Linked DNA regions of Mus musculus: region 2 is linked to region 1. A link is a loop called in an ENCODE intact Hi-C map of the cell type or tissue named here. Cell type or tissue: heart. All regions are shown on one strand.

Region 1 (8,000 bases):
AATATTACTAACTTAAACAGTCATTACAAAGATTACACACTGCTTAATTATTATCAATCTGTTCTGCACTGAAGCAAAGTCTAGATAGAAAGCCAAGGTTATCAAGGTCTCCTGGATCCTGTGTGTGTCCTATAACTGGAAACCAGATTCTCCTAGTTCAATCAACAGCTCTTATGCTAGTAGTTGGGGCCAGTGCTGGGCACACCTCGCTCTACTTCTGAGCAGGCTCCAAACCTATGAGAAAAGCCAGCCTTCTAGCTCCAAGCTCTGAGATCTGAGCCAGAAGGAGCTCTGCAGTCCAGAAAATGATGAACTCATACAAATCCAAAGAGACATCTCAAAGCTGCAAAGAAACTACAAGCACTGGCTGCTGGAGTTTAACAAGAAAACTAAAGCCGGGCGTGGTGGCGCACGCCTTTAATCCCAGCACTCGGGAGGCAGAGGCAGGCAGATTTCTGAGTTCGAGGCCAGCCTGGTCTACAAAGTGAGTTCCAGGACAGCAAAGGCTACAAAGAGAAACCCTGTCTCTAAAAACAAAGCAAAAAACAAACAAACAAACAAACAAAAAAGAAACAAAGAAAGAAAGAAAACCAAAGACAGAGAAATAAAACAACTGGTTTGAAATAATAATAATTTAAAAACTGTGTCCAGTTCTAGACTTACACTTTCTGTCCACATTCATAACAACATCTCTGATGAAACCTAGTTCTTCCATTTCTGGCAGGGCCAGTCTCTCCCTAAGCCTTGCCTCTTTCCTTTAAAATCTTACTTTATTTCAGTTATAGCAATACAACTTACATTTGCATTAACACTTTATATAATAATTTAAGGTAGATTTATTTCTCAATATGTTTTATCTATGGGAGGAGGATGTTGGATTCTCTAGAACTAGAGTTAGAATAGTTGGACGTTGCCACATAGATACTGGGACCTGAACCTGGGTCCTCTACAAAAACAACAAGTGGTTCTAACCACTGAACCATTTCTCTAGCATCAAGATTTTGTATATTTTTAAAAGAAGTAAAATTTTAAGGTATTTAAGTTTAAAGACTGCAGGATTTTTAAAGGTAATACTATGTCTATATTGTGAATTTTAAAATTTTTTTTAAACTTACCTTTTCCTTTTTCACTTTCCATCCTGCTCATTGCCCCTCTCCTGGCCACGCCCTTAAGGTAGCTTTAAATGGAAGGGAAAATAAAGGCTATAAATCCCTCTTCCCAAAACACTTATTTTAAAAAATCATTTTTCTAAGTGGGTCAGTAGAGCAGATATATCCAGTGACTACACACGTATCCTTCCTACTCCACTAATGATCTGTGGAATTAAAAAGAAAGCCCCAACTCCCACACCCACTGCCCCAAAGGATTAACTCATGCTGGACTGTGTTAGAATGCAAAATGATTCTTGCTACTTCTATACATAAAAATGGTTACATTCACACATCCAGCAGAAAAGAAAAGAACAGCAGTCCTGAGACCAGCTGAAAATAGAAACAAATTAGTTTTCTACCCTCTTTCATGACTCCCGTTCTTCTGCCTGTATTCTCTCTTTCCTCGTTTACCCATTACCCTCTCTTGGTTTTTAGACTTTAGACCTAAACTCCCTTGGACGCATAATCTCCCTCAGACACAGATCCTGGCCTATAATGTATACACGCATATATATAATCAGGTATAACTCTGGGAAAAAGTTGAAAATTTCAGAAAAACAATTGAGCCCTTGCCTCTTAAAGAAGTGCTTCTGACAGAAGAAGAGAGGGGCCTGGGTGGGAGATGGGGCGGGGGAGGGGGGGATAGGAAAGAAGTTCAGAAGGCCAGGAGAATGAATGGGATATGCAACCTCGAGGAATGGGTTGTGGGGGGACCCTCTAGAAAGTACCAGAAACCCGGGAGCTGAGAGACTCTCAGGACTCAATGGAGGTGACCTTAACCAAAATGACCAACAGTGGGGAGAGGGCCTCAAGTGGGGGGATGGGGTTACCAACCCACAGTCAAAATTTCTGACCCAGAATTGTCCCTGTCTAAAAGAACTGCAGGGAGGAAACTCGAGAAGGGACTGCAGGAAAGGCGGTTCAATGACTGGCCCAACCTGGGATCCATCTCATGGGGGGCACCAAAGCCTGCCACTGTTACTGATCCTATGATGAGCTTACAGACAGGAGCCTGGATGGCTGTCCTCTGAGAGGCCCTACCAGCAGCTAAGACAGACACATATCCTTATACCCAACACTGGACTGAAGTGGGTAACCCCTATTAGGGGAAGGATTATAGAAGCTGAAGGGGAGGGCCACCCCATAGGAAGACCAGTAGTCTCAACTAACCTGGACCCCAGGGTACACACAGACACTGAACCACCAGGTAGCACACAGGGGTTGGCCTGAGGCCCCCGGGACATGTATAGCCAAGGACTGCCTGATCTGACTCAGTGGGAGAAGATGAGCCTAATCACTGAGAGACTTGAGGCCCCAGGGAAGAAGTGGGAAGCTTGGGAATGGAGCACCCCCTCGGAGGGGAGGCAAGGGGGGAGAGGAATGGGATGAGGAACTGTGGGAAGGGGGACGGGGGATGGGGAATGGGGGGGGGGGGGCAAGAGCTGGAACGTAAATAGATAAAAAAAAAATTTAAGTTCTTTTTTAAAAAAGAAGCGCTCTGAAACCATAAAAATCAACCACATAACACTGCCAATGTTCAAACACTTTCTAGCTCTAAAGGCAGCGTTTAGTTAAATGCGTAGAATTTAAATAGAGCCTAGTTGATGAGTTGTATTTTTCCATTACAAAAATTTGAGTAATGGTATTTAATCTAAACACTAATTTCAATACATTTATGTCCTTATTCCTCATGCTTTATTGCCCACAGGATCTTATTATCTGCTCAGCTCTTAAGGTATGCAGGCCATTCCTTATTCAGCAGAAGGCAACAAAGGCAGGGTTTGCAAGCTGTGTATCTGTATATGAGGTCTGATTCCAAAATTAAAAATGTATCATCCAAAGTTTTTCACTCCAAGTATCTGTATCAATTCCTTTGGTAAGAAATGCTTTAAACATAGATGAGCTACATCACTGAAAGAAGAATGTACTAAATAAAATGTGGGTGCTAGGCTTTTGTGGAGGAACGGAGGCCACATGCCACTCACTTACTGACTATGCAGGAAATGTTGGTGCTTCAAAACATCTATGTGCATGATCTTCACCAGCTGCCAACGAATTCTACAGGACTGACATCACCTTAATGATACAGGTGGAAATAAGACACGAAGAGAGCACAACTGACTTGAAGAATTTATTAAGGTCAGCTCCATGAGGCTTCAGAGCCCCAGGGAGAACCATCAGGTTTAAAGAAGAATGATTTCAACCTGAGAAAGGTTGGGAAGGCCTAGCAAGATCTTGTGACCACTTAGATAGATGATAGATAGATAGATAGATAGATAGATAGATAGATAGATAGATAGATGATAGAGAGATAGGTAGATAGATAGATAGATAGATAGATAGATGATAGATAGATGATTGATTGATAGATAGATAGAAGATGATAGATAGATAGATAGATAGATAGATAGATAGATAGATAGATAGATAGATAGATGATAGATAGATAGATGATAGATAAATAGATAGATGATAGATAGATAGATAGATAGATAGATAGATAGATAGATAGATAGATAGATAGATAATCCAGGCATACCTGTAATTACAGATGCATATGTATTAATCTAAGCACCCAGGAAACTGAGCCAGGAGGACTACAAATTTGAAGCTAGCCCGGGCAAGTACTGGACCAAGGCTGAGCTACATAGAGAGACTCTATTCGGAGACAGAAAAGAGGAAATAAAAAGGGAGGAAAGAAGAAAATGGGAAGAAGAGACGGGGCATAAAGTCTCATTAAAGGAAGCTGAGATTCAGAACTAGGTCTTTCTGCAGCTTCTTCAGGCGATCTGACGCATGTCAGTGTATGGGTGTGTACGTGTGTTCACCTTACTCTCCACTTGCATAAGAACTGAGGCAAATAGCTAAAGCGAAGGTTACATAAAGCATTGGGGAGAAGACCGTGGAAGAGGAGCATGGAGAACTTCGCCCTTGAGATGGCCTGCTTGGGAAGCACACAGTGAGTGGTCCTCAAAGTTCAGGGGGCAGAGTTCATGTGGACTCTGCCACATGACTTGCAGTCCCCTCAAAGCAGGACTCAAAGCAGGTCTCAAGGCAGGACTCCAGGCTGTACATTTGTAGTAAGTCCCCGGCTGCTACACAGCTGTTGCCTAGACGCTGCACTTAGGGACCAGAGCTACAAGTAAAGGGCTTCTTACCCCAGGCTGTGTATGAGAATCAACTAGGCCAAGTTTCTAAGATATTCATGCCAGCGCCCCAGCCTGACAGGGAGAGCCAGGATCAGTCCTGGACAGGCAGACTTTACCACATTTCTGAGTGTTCTTTCTCAGAGTATGAACGTAGCACCTTGAATATTCATTCTATTGTCCTTTAACTGCATTCTGTGAGCTGTCAAGATGGCTCAGTAAATAAAGGTTCTTACTGCAAGTTCCATCCATAGGACTCATATGTGGTGGAAAGGGAGAACTGACCTATGACCTTCACCAGCTACTATGGCACAGGCACAAACACACATATATACATACATACATAAGCAAATAATATGATCACTTTTATTTTAAAATCTTACACTTAGATTTCTCTATCAAGGTCAAAATAGATAAATAAAATGAATTTCCATAATTTACAAGTAAAACAATGTGGCGGGATTTTTTTTCTTTCAACAATGCTGCCCTCTAGTGTCCACAAGTTAGTACTATGTAAAAACCATGTAAAAATCCCACCTAAGTCACCAATAAGGTGATTTCCTGTTTGTTAGCTAAATTCAGGTGACTTTCTTTTAAAATAACCTCCTCCACAGACAAGAACTCCAGGTACCTCCCCCCCCTTTCTCCCTGCCCTTTCTTCAGAGCGACATACAACAGAGAGAGGGTGTGGCCAGCAAGTAAAGCCATGTGCCTCTGACTCACCTCTCACACCCACATCCTTTACACTGTGTTGTAGTCCATCGAGAAGATAGCATCAAACAAGTCTACCACTGAGTTCCACAAACCCAGCTGGACCCTGTCCTTGGTGGGGGTCCCCAGCCCCAAGCACCTGCCTCCTCCCTCTGAGCCCAGTGTTCTCTCTCCTCCCTTCCCAGTCTCACAGTGGGTCTCATCTGGGATACCCTCCTGCTAGGTCATCCTCAATGGTACCCAGACAGTCTCTCACCTCTCCATCTATAAAAAGAACTCTCCTGGCATTCCTTGGATTATTATTTTCTGTGCTTCTTTCCTTTGAAAACCTGCTGAAAGAATTTGTGCAAGTTGTCTCCAAACCTGCCTGCCCTCCATTCTTCCCTCACGACACCTTGGCCTTGGTCTTTCAGTGACACTAAAATGGCTCTCGTCATGCTCTGCAGGATGTGTGTGTGTGTGTGTGTGTGTGTGTGTGTGTGTGTGTGTGTGTGGCAGACACTTCTGCAGCCTCTGACGTGATTGTTCCTTGTGTTCCATCCTGTGGGCCTCCTTCTTGAAGTACCCTCTGTTCTTGGCTCTAAATTGTCCCTCCCCTCTGGCTCCTGGTCAGTCAGCTGACTGACCGCACAGGGTCCTCTCTCTGACTGCATGCTGGCAATGAAAACCCTTCTCTTTTTCTCTTCAGACTTCCACTGCTCTCTCTGACTTAGCACAGGGAGTAAGCTGCACTTCTTCACACAGCAGGGTCCCACCGTGGCCATTCATTAACCCAGGGATTCACCCACACCAGCTCCACATACCCTCCAGTTCCTCACATCCAAAATAGGTTTTCTACCCCTGCCCTCCTCGCTGTGGACAGTCAGGGATCTGGGAGGAGACCTTGATTCCTTCCCGCCCACTCTGTACCACACTCAGTCTTAATTACCAAAACCCCCCTCCGGGTCACTCTTGCATCATGGCAGATTGCTCCCAGAGGCTTCCTCTTTCACTGATTCTTCACAACATAGACAGGGATGGCATTCTGAGACACAAACTCCGACGACAGGATGTCTCCCTCACCTAAAAATGGCAACAACCCCATCTACCTCTTAGCCCATACAGTTTGGTTTGTTGTCCTCTGGCAACTTTATCTCAATCCTGTCTTTTCTTGCTGGGCTTCTGCTACCTAACTTCATTTCAATCACTGGAATTCATGGTCCTGCTTTCGGGGCCTCCCCATGCTGTTCCATCATCCTAAGATGCTGTTCTCCCATGCTTTGTACGGTTAGCTTGTTTCAATGCTTCAACATAATACATGACGGGAAGTGACACAATCCTAGCCCTGACTCCATAGAGCTTCCATTTCATTTCCTATCTGGAACTGCTTATATTTTTCTATAACACTCTATATTTTATTTTATTTTATTTTATTTTATTTTATTTTTGGTTTTTCGATACAGGGCTTCTCTGTATAGCGCTGGCTGTCCTATATTTTAAAATCACTTCTTTATTTCTCCACCCTTGCCATCCAACCCTAAACTCCCCAAGTCTAGAAATTCTATACCAAATGTGTCCAACAAGTAAATGAATGAGTCTTGGAAGACTCACAATTTCCACCTTAACTGCTCTGGTTCAGGCTTCGATAACTTCACACAGCCTGGCCACAAGGCCTCTCTGTCTTCTTCACCCTGTCTGTAGAGAACAGATGGGGGAGTCTTCCAATTCAGCTTGCTCTCTGTGAACCCCTTCAGTTTGGCACACCTCGGCAAGTCCAGCTCCCAGAACAACAGGTACCTGCAGAACATGGTGACTGGATGAGCTCCCAGCTCTGGGAGAAACAGGATATGAACAGGAAGGGACTTGTTTGCAATGGTGCAGGTGGCTAATCTAAGGCGAAGATGCAAAAAATGGCCCCAGTATCCAGAGACCTTTATCATCCCCATTTGTACACTCTTTAAAGAAGAGGGGAAGGTTTCTTACAATTTTTATCGCGTTTATTTAACAAAGGATAAATAAACCTTACAGTTAGGTGCTATGATGAGATACAGGATCACAAGAAAAGGTGTTTAGCTAATAAACCAAATTATTTGTTAGAGGGTAGTGAATAAAAACATTCCCCATCTTCAAGACAAACCAACCAAGGAAACCTCTAAATAACACATGTAAGCCAAACAACGATTCTACGACCCTAACCTTGGCTCCCTCAATCCAAATCCTGCCCCGTATCAACTTAAATACGATTAAGACTACATCTACTCCAAGCCAGAAATAGCAGCATACAGTTGTAATCACAGCACTTGGGAGTCAGAGACTGGAGGATTGCTGTAAATTCAAATACAGCCTGTTCTACATAGGTGAATTCCAGTCCAGGCAAGGCTATACAATGACACTCTGACTCAAAAAACAAAAATGAAGAAGGGAAAGAGGTGAGAGGAGGCAGGGAAAAGAGAGAAAAGAGAAAAAAGAACAAATCTACCCCAATTCTATATTGAGCAAGAATTTCATTCTGAAGGACACTTCATCTGAGGGTACTACTGGGACACAAAGAAGTCCAAGACCTTGACCCTTGAAATATGTCCAGTGATCTGGCATCCTAGGAGTGCAGTTGACTTGTTTTGTGGAAGCTGTCTGAGGATTTTGCTAACTTAAACTTGAAACTCTTTATGCTTCCTATCTCATCTGGCTGGTGCCAAGAGGATTAGCTTCGCTCCACCCTCTGGGAAGAGGAAGTGTGATGTTAAACTGAAAAGAGGCAAATGTGTAAACAGGGTGGTCCCACCAGCAGGCCCTGGTGAGATCAGTTATACGGATGTCCTAGAACAACGTTCGTTCAGTTCAGTTCAGAGTGGCCAAGGACACAGTGTGTCAAAACGGGCTTTGGGCCCCCGTGGCCTCAGCTGTTTGTTCTGCACTTTGTATGTTTATGTTGCTGCTAGACACAGTTATTGAGTCATCTCTATTAAATGGCTATTGAGGGAAAGGAACAGCTCTGCAAATCCACCATGCGGGA
Region 2 (8,000 bases), 510 kb after region 1:
CCCTCCCCAACCCCCACTCCCTGGCTGCGGCTTCGAACTGCATGCCCAGAGACCATCAGTCTGTCCCCACTTGGACTCTAGGGACATTTATTTGGCAATGACTAGAGCAGGTCTCAGCTGCCACAGATGAGGGTGGCTACTGGAATTTTGAAGCTAGAGATAAGGACTGTTATAAACCTACCTTAGGCAGCACGGATTGCCATTGTCAAAGAGCTGAAGTTTAAGAAGCCTTGCCTAGAGCGTGTCTTAGCCTCTCACCAGCCCAGCTGTCGCTGACTAAACAGAAATAAGCAGAACAGAGCAAGAACAACCTGAAAACCTGCACGGAGTCCTCAGCCATCAACACTTAATGTAGTAGCCAGGAATGATAGCAGTACTTGTCTGTGATCCCAGCACTGGAAAATCAGAAGCAGGAAAACCAGGGGTCTGACACAATGCTGGACTTACATGCAAAGTTTGAGGCCAGCCTGAAGTCAATAACAATAGTAATAGTAATAATAATAATAATAATAATAATAATTCAGTCCTAGTGACTCCCTTTGACAAGTCTGAAGTCCACCGGGTATCTAGCCTCTCTGTGTCACTTCCAGTGACAAAAAGCATTAAGTGGAATCCCAGTCCCCTGAAAGTCGCCCATCTCAGATGGGCAGCCATGACTGGGCAGAGGTAGAAAGGTGATGTAGACACTAAATAAGAAGTAAAGGCTCAAGCCCTGTGCACGCCAGGAGCTGAGCATGATGAGGGACAATGGGGGGGTGGGGGGGAGTCAGGTTATCCCAGGGGACTAGGTGGCATTAAAGGAATATAAGAGAAAGGCTGGGCGAGCGTCCATACGCACCTCCATTATCCTCTTACTCTCACTAAAATATTCAACCCGTGCTTCCAGGCACAGGAAGATAAAGACAGCATATTCCCACTCTCTGAGTGCTAGCAGCCAAGCCAGGATGATGCAATTCAAACACAAAGAAGCAGAATACAAAAACACCTTTTGGAGAGAGAGGTACAGCAGGTGCCCGTCACAATGTTTAGAAAAAGAAGGAAAGCTCCCATGTGGTGGAACCACATGGAGATTGGACCTTAGTCAGCTGATGGCCCTGCTGGGACCGACCTGAGCTTGCCCAGGAGCCCAGGGCAGGGTCACAACAGGGGTCAGCCATCCTACTGACAAGAATTTCCATGGATGGGTAAGGAGCAGGCGTCAGGCAGGGAGTTCTGGCTCAAAGCATCCTTCCTGGCTGGTCTTTGGCTACTCAACAAAACTCTCTGAGCTGTGCTTTCTTGTTCATTTCTCTTTCCAAGCAACAAAAGTCTGATCAATCATCATTCAGAACTTCACACTGCAGGAAGGAAGCCTCGAGGACATCAATGACAAGACGATCAGTATCCATTCGGTTCCAGGAGAACCAGCAACCCTCCCTTACTCACAAGCTTCATCCAGCAACAGCAGCTACCTAGGTGAAAAGCCACTGGCTTTGAAGATGTGCTAGGAATTCCAGTGGCCGAGCTGCTTTCCAGGGCTGCTAACAAGCATTGGGACTGACTGCCCCGTGAGCTCTCTCCTCTGACAATGAAGCAACAGAAAGGTCAGCGGCCGGACACAGAAAGAGGAGAAGGGTCCTGAATAAACACAGACAGTTTAATCAACCATGAAGAAACCCAAGAGTTGACTGAAAGTGCTTTGTCAGGGCAGAAGGGAGGGCCTCTGCCCTCGGAGAAAGGCGAGGAAGGTTGGAGGTCACCTCACTGACCACAGAGGCTGCCTTGGTGCAAATGTTAGTGGGAAGACTCACAAAAACCAGAAGGGCTTAGAGAGAGAGAAAGGGAGGGGGGAGAGAGGGAGCAAGAGAGAGGGAGGGGAAGGGGAAGCCAGCATTTGGGCGTTTTCCAGAGGACTGGGCAAACAAATGTTCCCTGGAAAGAAGACAAAAATATCTTAGTTCAATAGGAAGGGAAGACACATCTACCGTGAGGACTGGAGAATCCGTTAGCCCCTCAGGTTTTCATCCTTCAGGCCTGTCATCTCTGATCCCGGATTCCTTGGGGTATTTGAAAAATTGCTTTATTTGAATTACATCAGTGTCTTTTACATTTAAAACCATCAAGGTCAAACTATGTTGATATGTGGAAGGGAATTTAGATGAAGGGGGGGGGGGGGTGAGTCCTCTCTCTGGCCCTGTAATTACTTTCTTTGTAAGCCTGAATACCCAATCAGATGAATGTCTTCTCCACGCATCTTGTCACCTTTAAACAAAGGAATCTGGAAGCCACAGCAACATCTGTGTCCAAATATAGCCAAGCCTGTTTATTTTATTTTAATTGAAAATCAAATGACTTTAGATGAACAAATCATTTAGAAACAGCACATTTTTAGGTAATTCTTAAGATCATTTTGCCAACCAAGAAAGCAGCTTGATGTCAGGCTGTCTTCATAGGATCTTCTGAGCTGTGATGCTATCAGCGTGAAATCAGGGAGAGCATTCAAAAAAAAAAAAAAATCAGGGATGGCTTGAAGTGATTTGCACAAGAATTCTCGTTCCACAGGAAACCCACGTTCTAGACACAGGCTGACCCTTCCCTTGTAAGTAAGCTCACTCACGTCATTTGCTTACTTTTTTCTCAGCACAATTAAAGATGCAATTCATTAAAAGTCACAAAACGTTGTTTTGACAGACATTTCTATTAATGCTAGCAAACACGGAGCCAGTTCTAAGCCAACGCCGCCCTCACCTCTGCAAGTGGGAGAGTGGCTTTCAGACCCTCAGAGTTCCCATGAGTGACTCACACCTGCAGTGATCTTCCAGTCTGGGGTCTGGCCTGACAAATGCTTATTCCTTTAGGCTCACTGTGGTTTCTTTTAGAGGCAAGCCTGTGTGCTCAACAGTTTATGAAAGGGTAATAGGAACAGGAAGATAGTCGTGTTGTTTTTTCCTCGACCCTTGAGGATTAAGAATAAAAATTAAGCCAATTAAGGGGCCCCGATTGCCCTGAATGTCTTAGGAGGAAATGACTTTTTAAGGCATGTGGGAGTTATTAAAAAAAATATATCCCTTGGAATATTTCCTTCTGTGTGTTGATACACAGAGGCCTGTGGAATGGGCTCTCAGAAGGAAACAGTGACTTGGATAGAAACCACGTTGCTGTTGTAAATAGAAAGAGGTCAAGAGAGAGGTCGTATGCAGTTTTCCAGTTATCTTCTCATTGTGAGAAGTCACTGAATTCAGATACATCATGAATACTCTGGATAATGAAGGATCCCCCCAAACCATGTGTGGTAAGAAAAACATCAGGGATCTTTCTTTTTTTTTCTTCCTTCCCCCCCTCCTCCCCTTTTATTCTATTTATTGACATTCACCTTGAACCGTACAGTTTGGTTGTCATACTTTTCGGTGTCTGATGTCACAGGCAAACCATGCAGTATCAATGAGACTGTGACAGGCCGGAAGAGAGAGGCTTAGCCTCGCCTTTTGCATAGCACAAACAGCCTAGTGTGTTGGTGTGAGGCTGATTGCCTTGTGAGGGACCGGCCTCCTGCCTGGGATGTTCTCCGTCCTCTGTCTGCCCCCTAGTGGAAAGGTGAGGAATATGTGGGAGTTCGCTGAGGGTGTCTGAACGGAATCTGAAGTAAGGCTTCTTGAGACCTTCCTTCTACAGCCCCGTTTTCAAGCATGGCCTCTTCTTCACTCGGAGGAGAAGAACGCCAGCTCATTGAGTATTCTGCAGCCTCCCTAGAATGAATACCTCCATTTTGGTGTGCTTTTTCTAAGGCCTTCAGTCTGCCTGTGACAACCCTAATCCCCACGTCACGACACTTTCGCATGTGCAATCAGCGCCAGACACTTTTCCCAGGACGTGAAAATTATTCTTAGAGTCCCACAAACTAAAGAGTCCCACAGCACAGTGCTGTGCTGTTGAGCATGCTGCCACCACAAAAGCCCTGCGTTTCCCAGAATGTGTCTCTGGGATTTGTCATTTATTCACGAGAAACCTGCTGGTTGCCAGACACTTGGTTCTGGAGACACACAAACACTTGGCCAAGGCTCCTTCCTAGGGAAGCCTGTGGCCCAGAGAAGGAACAGTCTATCCTTGATTGCCACAGGATTCGGTCTGTGTTCCTACATACCCACGCTGCGCTGCAGTAGCAAAACCCATGGGGGCAGAGCCAGGGGATTGGTTCCAAATTCTAGTCACAACAAAGCTAAGCCAGCGAGTGCTTTGTTCAAATGACTCAGGTAGATAAATGAGGCCAGCACAGGCCGTCCTGACACCACACACCTCTAGAATGCCCTGGCTGTGCTCGGAGCCTCTGATGTCACCCGGTATTTTCATCCCTCCCCAAGTCAGAGTGTTCTGTGTCAGCTATGCGGATGTTGCTAAGGGGCTGGCCAGTTTCGCGGTGCGCTCCCTTAGCCGACCTGCATGCTCTCCCTGCTCTGGTGGCAGTCGGCTCGTGCCAGCCCTCCGCACTGCTTCGCTCATTTCAAGCCTCACTTTGGTTTTTGTTTTCTTCTTGAATCCCATTTTCTGCATTGCTGATTCCCAGATATGAAAGACCTAGAAAGGACGGATGAGCATTTCAATGACCCCAAAGCACTCTGTGTCGGGTATACAGACTCATACTTAAGGGTAATGGTGTTATTATTGGTATCGGAAATGCTGGAAGAAGAAAAACAAGATTGATATTCGAGGCTTCTGGCTCATGACAAGAATTAATGCAGAGAGGGTGGAGTCAGTGCTAGCTTGATAGTGAGACATCCAATGCAGGAGGATGCCTGCACAGAGCCCGGACAAGATGGCCTGTTTCCTGGGCCTGAGGTGTTGTGTTCCTCTCTCACTGATGCCCAAATTGGGTGAATGGTCATCTTCGCTAGTCCTCTCAGGCCTCCTTGAGAAACGGAATTGGGAATGGAGGCCAATTAGCCACCACCATACTTTTAGATGTAAGATATTTTAACAGATAAGAAAAGAGTATTTGCCATTACAAAACTTCTGAGAGAGATGGCAATCTAGGAGAAGTGGGACATAAAGGGAGGGGGGAGGCCAGCTGATTATTGTCCCATCAGAGGCCACCTGAAAAATCTTCCACACTTGGAGGAAATTAAATCCCCCTCTGCTGGGTGCCATGCCATACCAACAGGGGCAGGAACAGCAATGGCAGTCACCCAGGGCTCTGCAGATGGCAGTAATGTGAAAGCCGGGTGCCCTGAGAAAGGGGTCCCGGATAGCATGCTCCCACTCAGTCCTTTCTACCCTTCAGGGAGTACTGCAGTCTCCATGTGTGGAGGCCTGGTGAGCTTGGTCAGGAGGTGGAGGTCAAAAGCAGAGATGATGACTCTGGAGTTGGCCTGGAAGCCTTGGTTTGCCCTAAGGCTCTTGTGGCCTCAGCTAATGGGAGTTTTTTTCCTAACTGTAAATGTGGTTCCTTCTTCACATCTTGAACTTAACCTCTGCTTACAGACCTCCCACTGCTGCTTTAGTGCGGTGTTCTTCTAGTTACCCCATGTCTTAGTTACTTTCCCATTGCCCGGGTAAAATGCCATGACTGAGGCCACTTATTAATGAAAGCATTTTTATTTGAGGCTTACAGTTACAGCGGGTTAGAGTCCATGAGTGTCAAGGTAGGGAGCATGGCAGGCAGGCAGGCAAGCAGTCAGGCAGGCAGGCAGGCAGGCAGGCAGGCAGGCAGGCAGGCAGGCAGGCAGGCAAGCAGTCAGGCAGTCAGGCAGTCAGGCAGGCAGGCGGGCAGGCAGGCAGGCAGGCAGGCAGGCAAGCAGTCAGGCAGTCAGGCAGTCAGGCAGGCAGGCGGGCAGGCAGTCAGGCAGTCAGGCAGTCAGGCAGTCAGGCAGTCAGGCAGTCAGGCAGGCAGGCAGCAGGCAGCAGGCAGGCAGGCAGGCAAGCAGTCAGGCAGACAGGCAGGCAGGCAGGCAGGCAGGCAGGCAGGCAGGCAGGCAGGCTGTGGAGCAGGAGCTGAGAGCTCACATTCTGATCCATAGGTAGGTAGCAGGCAGAAAAAGAGATAGGCTTAGGATGGCCCTGGGTTTTTTTGAAACCTCAAAGCTGTCCCTAGTGACACACCTCTTCTGTCAAGGGTGCATCTCCCAATTCTTCCCCAAACAAGTCTACCAACTGGGCACGATATATTCAAAGATATGAGTCCATGAGGCCGTTCCCATTGAAACTACCACAGCCTTCCAGGTCCCAGTTATACTTTCAATTGGTATGATAGAAGAGGAAGAGAAGAGGAAGAGAAAGAGAAGAGGAAGAGAAGAGGAGGAAGAGGAAGAGAAGAGGAGGAAGAGGAAGAGGAGGAGGAAGAAGAGGAAGGAGAGGAGGAGGAGCATGAAGAGGAGCATGAGGAGGAGGAAGAAGAAGAGGAGAAGGAGGAGAAGAAGGCAGTGACAATAAAATAAGTAACTCCAGGAAAAAAAGATTTAGTTGATTTCACTTCCAAATCACCACACATCCTTCACAAGGGAAGTCAGGACAGGAAATCAAGGCAGGAACGTGGAGGCAGGAACGTGGAGGCAGGAAAGTGGAGGCAGGAGTGGAGCAGAAGCTTTGCAGAAGTGCTGCTAACTGGCTTGCTCTCCCTGGCTTTCTTAGCTTTCTTATAAACCCCAGGACCACCTGCTTAGAGATGGTACTGCCACGGTGAGCTGGCCCTCCCACATCAATCATCAGTCAAGAAAATGCCCTACCGACTTGCCTACAGATGAAGGCATTTCCTAAACTGATGTTTCTCTTCCCAAAAATCTAACCAGGACAATTCCATTAAACTTTCACTGACTCTGCATTTTTACTGCTCCTCTATGTGTCATCAACATCACATGAAATTCATTACTTCAGCATCTATCGATGAAGTGCCCGCTTTTTACCAGGCCATACTATGTACAGAACACAGAGTCATCAAAGACCCCCATGGCTCTTGCCTTCCTCGGACTTACAAAATAGAAAAAACAATCTTGGTCAAATAGGCACACAAATTAACATAACATCCCAACGTGTGAATGAATGTGTGTGTGGTGTGTGGAGGAGGGTGGACTGATTTAATAGGGGAAGCCGGGAAAGTCTTTGAGGAGTGAGTAAGATGAAATCTGGAAAAGCAATAGGATTAACGAGGTCCCGAAAACCATGTTTATCCTCTGGAGTGGCAGGACCTGTGTCCTCAAGGCCATGAAAGACAAAAGTGTAACCAGAGGTAGACAGCAAAGACGGTACTGGGATGTACCAGGCTGTACACAGGACACGGTGAGACAGGCAGTAAGATGCAATGTGTGTTTCAGAAAGACTGCCCTGCCTGCTCTGTGGAGAAAGGCCAGGGAAGGGTCATGGGCAAGTGTAGTTAAGCTGTTTTGGAAACTGTTTGTTACAGGCAGGTGTGCACTAGGAAAAGAAGCAATGTTGGGTGATAGAACAGGCAGATCGCCAATGTGGTTCACGCCTGTATGTTCTGCCAATAGCCTTCCAGTGAGCCCCTGCCTTCCGGCCCTAGCTTTCCTCACTTGCGGTTTGTGCCTAAAGACGTCCATTGAGCTTGTTCCTATGGACGCCGTCATATTTTCTTTCAAGCTTTCTCTAAAAATGAGTGTTTGTGATGCCTGAGCTATTTCAACTCCAAGGTTACAGTCTGAAATGATGTCAAGTCCGATTATAGAAGTGCCGACCTTCAAACGCTAACTGAGGGGCAGCATCAGATTCTGAGGGCTTTGCAGCCCTTCAGGCTACCTCTGTAGGTCAGTGTTTAAAATGATGAATTGCCCAGGTAACCAATGGAGGCTTCTCCCAGATGCTTCAAGCACAGTGCGTGAGTGTGGAACTAGATACCAGATCCTAGCATCCTCATTCTGGAGAATAACCATCGCTCTATTCCAGTAACGGTGTCCTAACATGGTGCTATACTAGACAGCAGGGCGCACGAGCTGATGGAGTCGTCTGCCTTCCAGGAACTGTCAAAACGGATGCTTGTCGATGTGGTTCCTCATGTGCTAATGTGGGTACTAAGT

Evidence for each region. Hi-C counts contacts between places; a loop is a spot of excess contacts. Peaks named below come from ENCODE experiments on the same cell type or tissue, not always from the same donor. Only the 100,000 strongest peaks of a DNase experiment are listed, where the experiment ranks them.
Region 2: a loop joins it to region 1, with 2.2 times the contacts of the local background. A loop is called at or near these places in 2 of 42 quality-filtered maps.

What each region holds. Positions count from the first base shown.
Region 1 is chr3:65,347,891-65,355,890 of GRCm38, forward strand. All of the region lies in intron 8 of Kcnab1 (potassium voltage-gated channel, shaker-related subfamily, beta member 1), which reads left to right. It overlaps A730090N16Rik (RIKEN cDNA A730090N16 gene), which reads right to left and starts at 1,539. Exons shown (of 4, transcript NR_040390.1): 1 at 1,511-1,539; 2 at 1,116-1,177. In heart, a CTCF peak has its summit at 4,788 (motif pointing left); no DNase peak of the experiment used is centred here; H3K27ac peaks cover 469 bases.
Region 2 is chr3:65,859,942-65,867,941 of GRCm38, forward strand. No RefSeq gene overlaps it. Among named protein-coding and RNA genes, the nearest start is that of Gm35039, 64 kb to the right of the region's middle. In heart, a CTCF peak has its summit at 3,574 (motif pointing left); DNase peaks (open chromatin) are centred at 3,530 and 4,230; H3K4me3 peaks cover 782 bases; H3K27ac peaks cover 3,681 bases.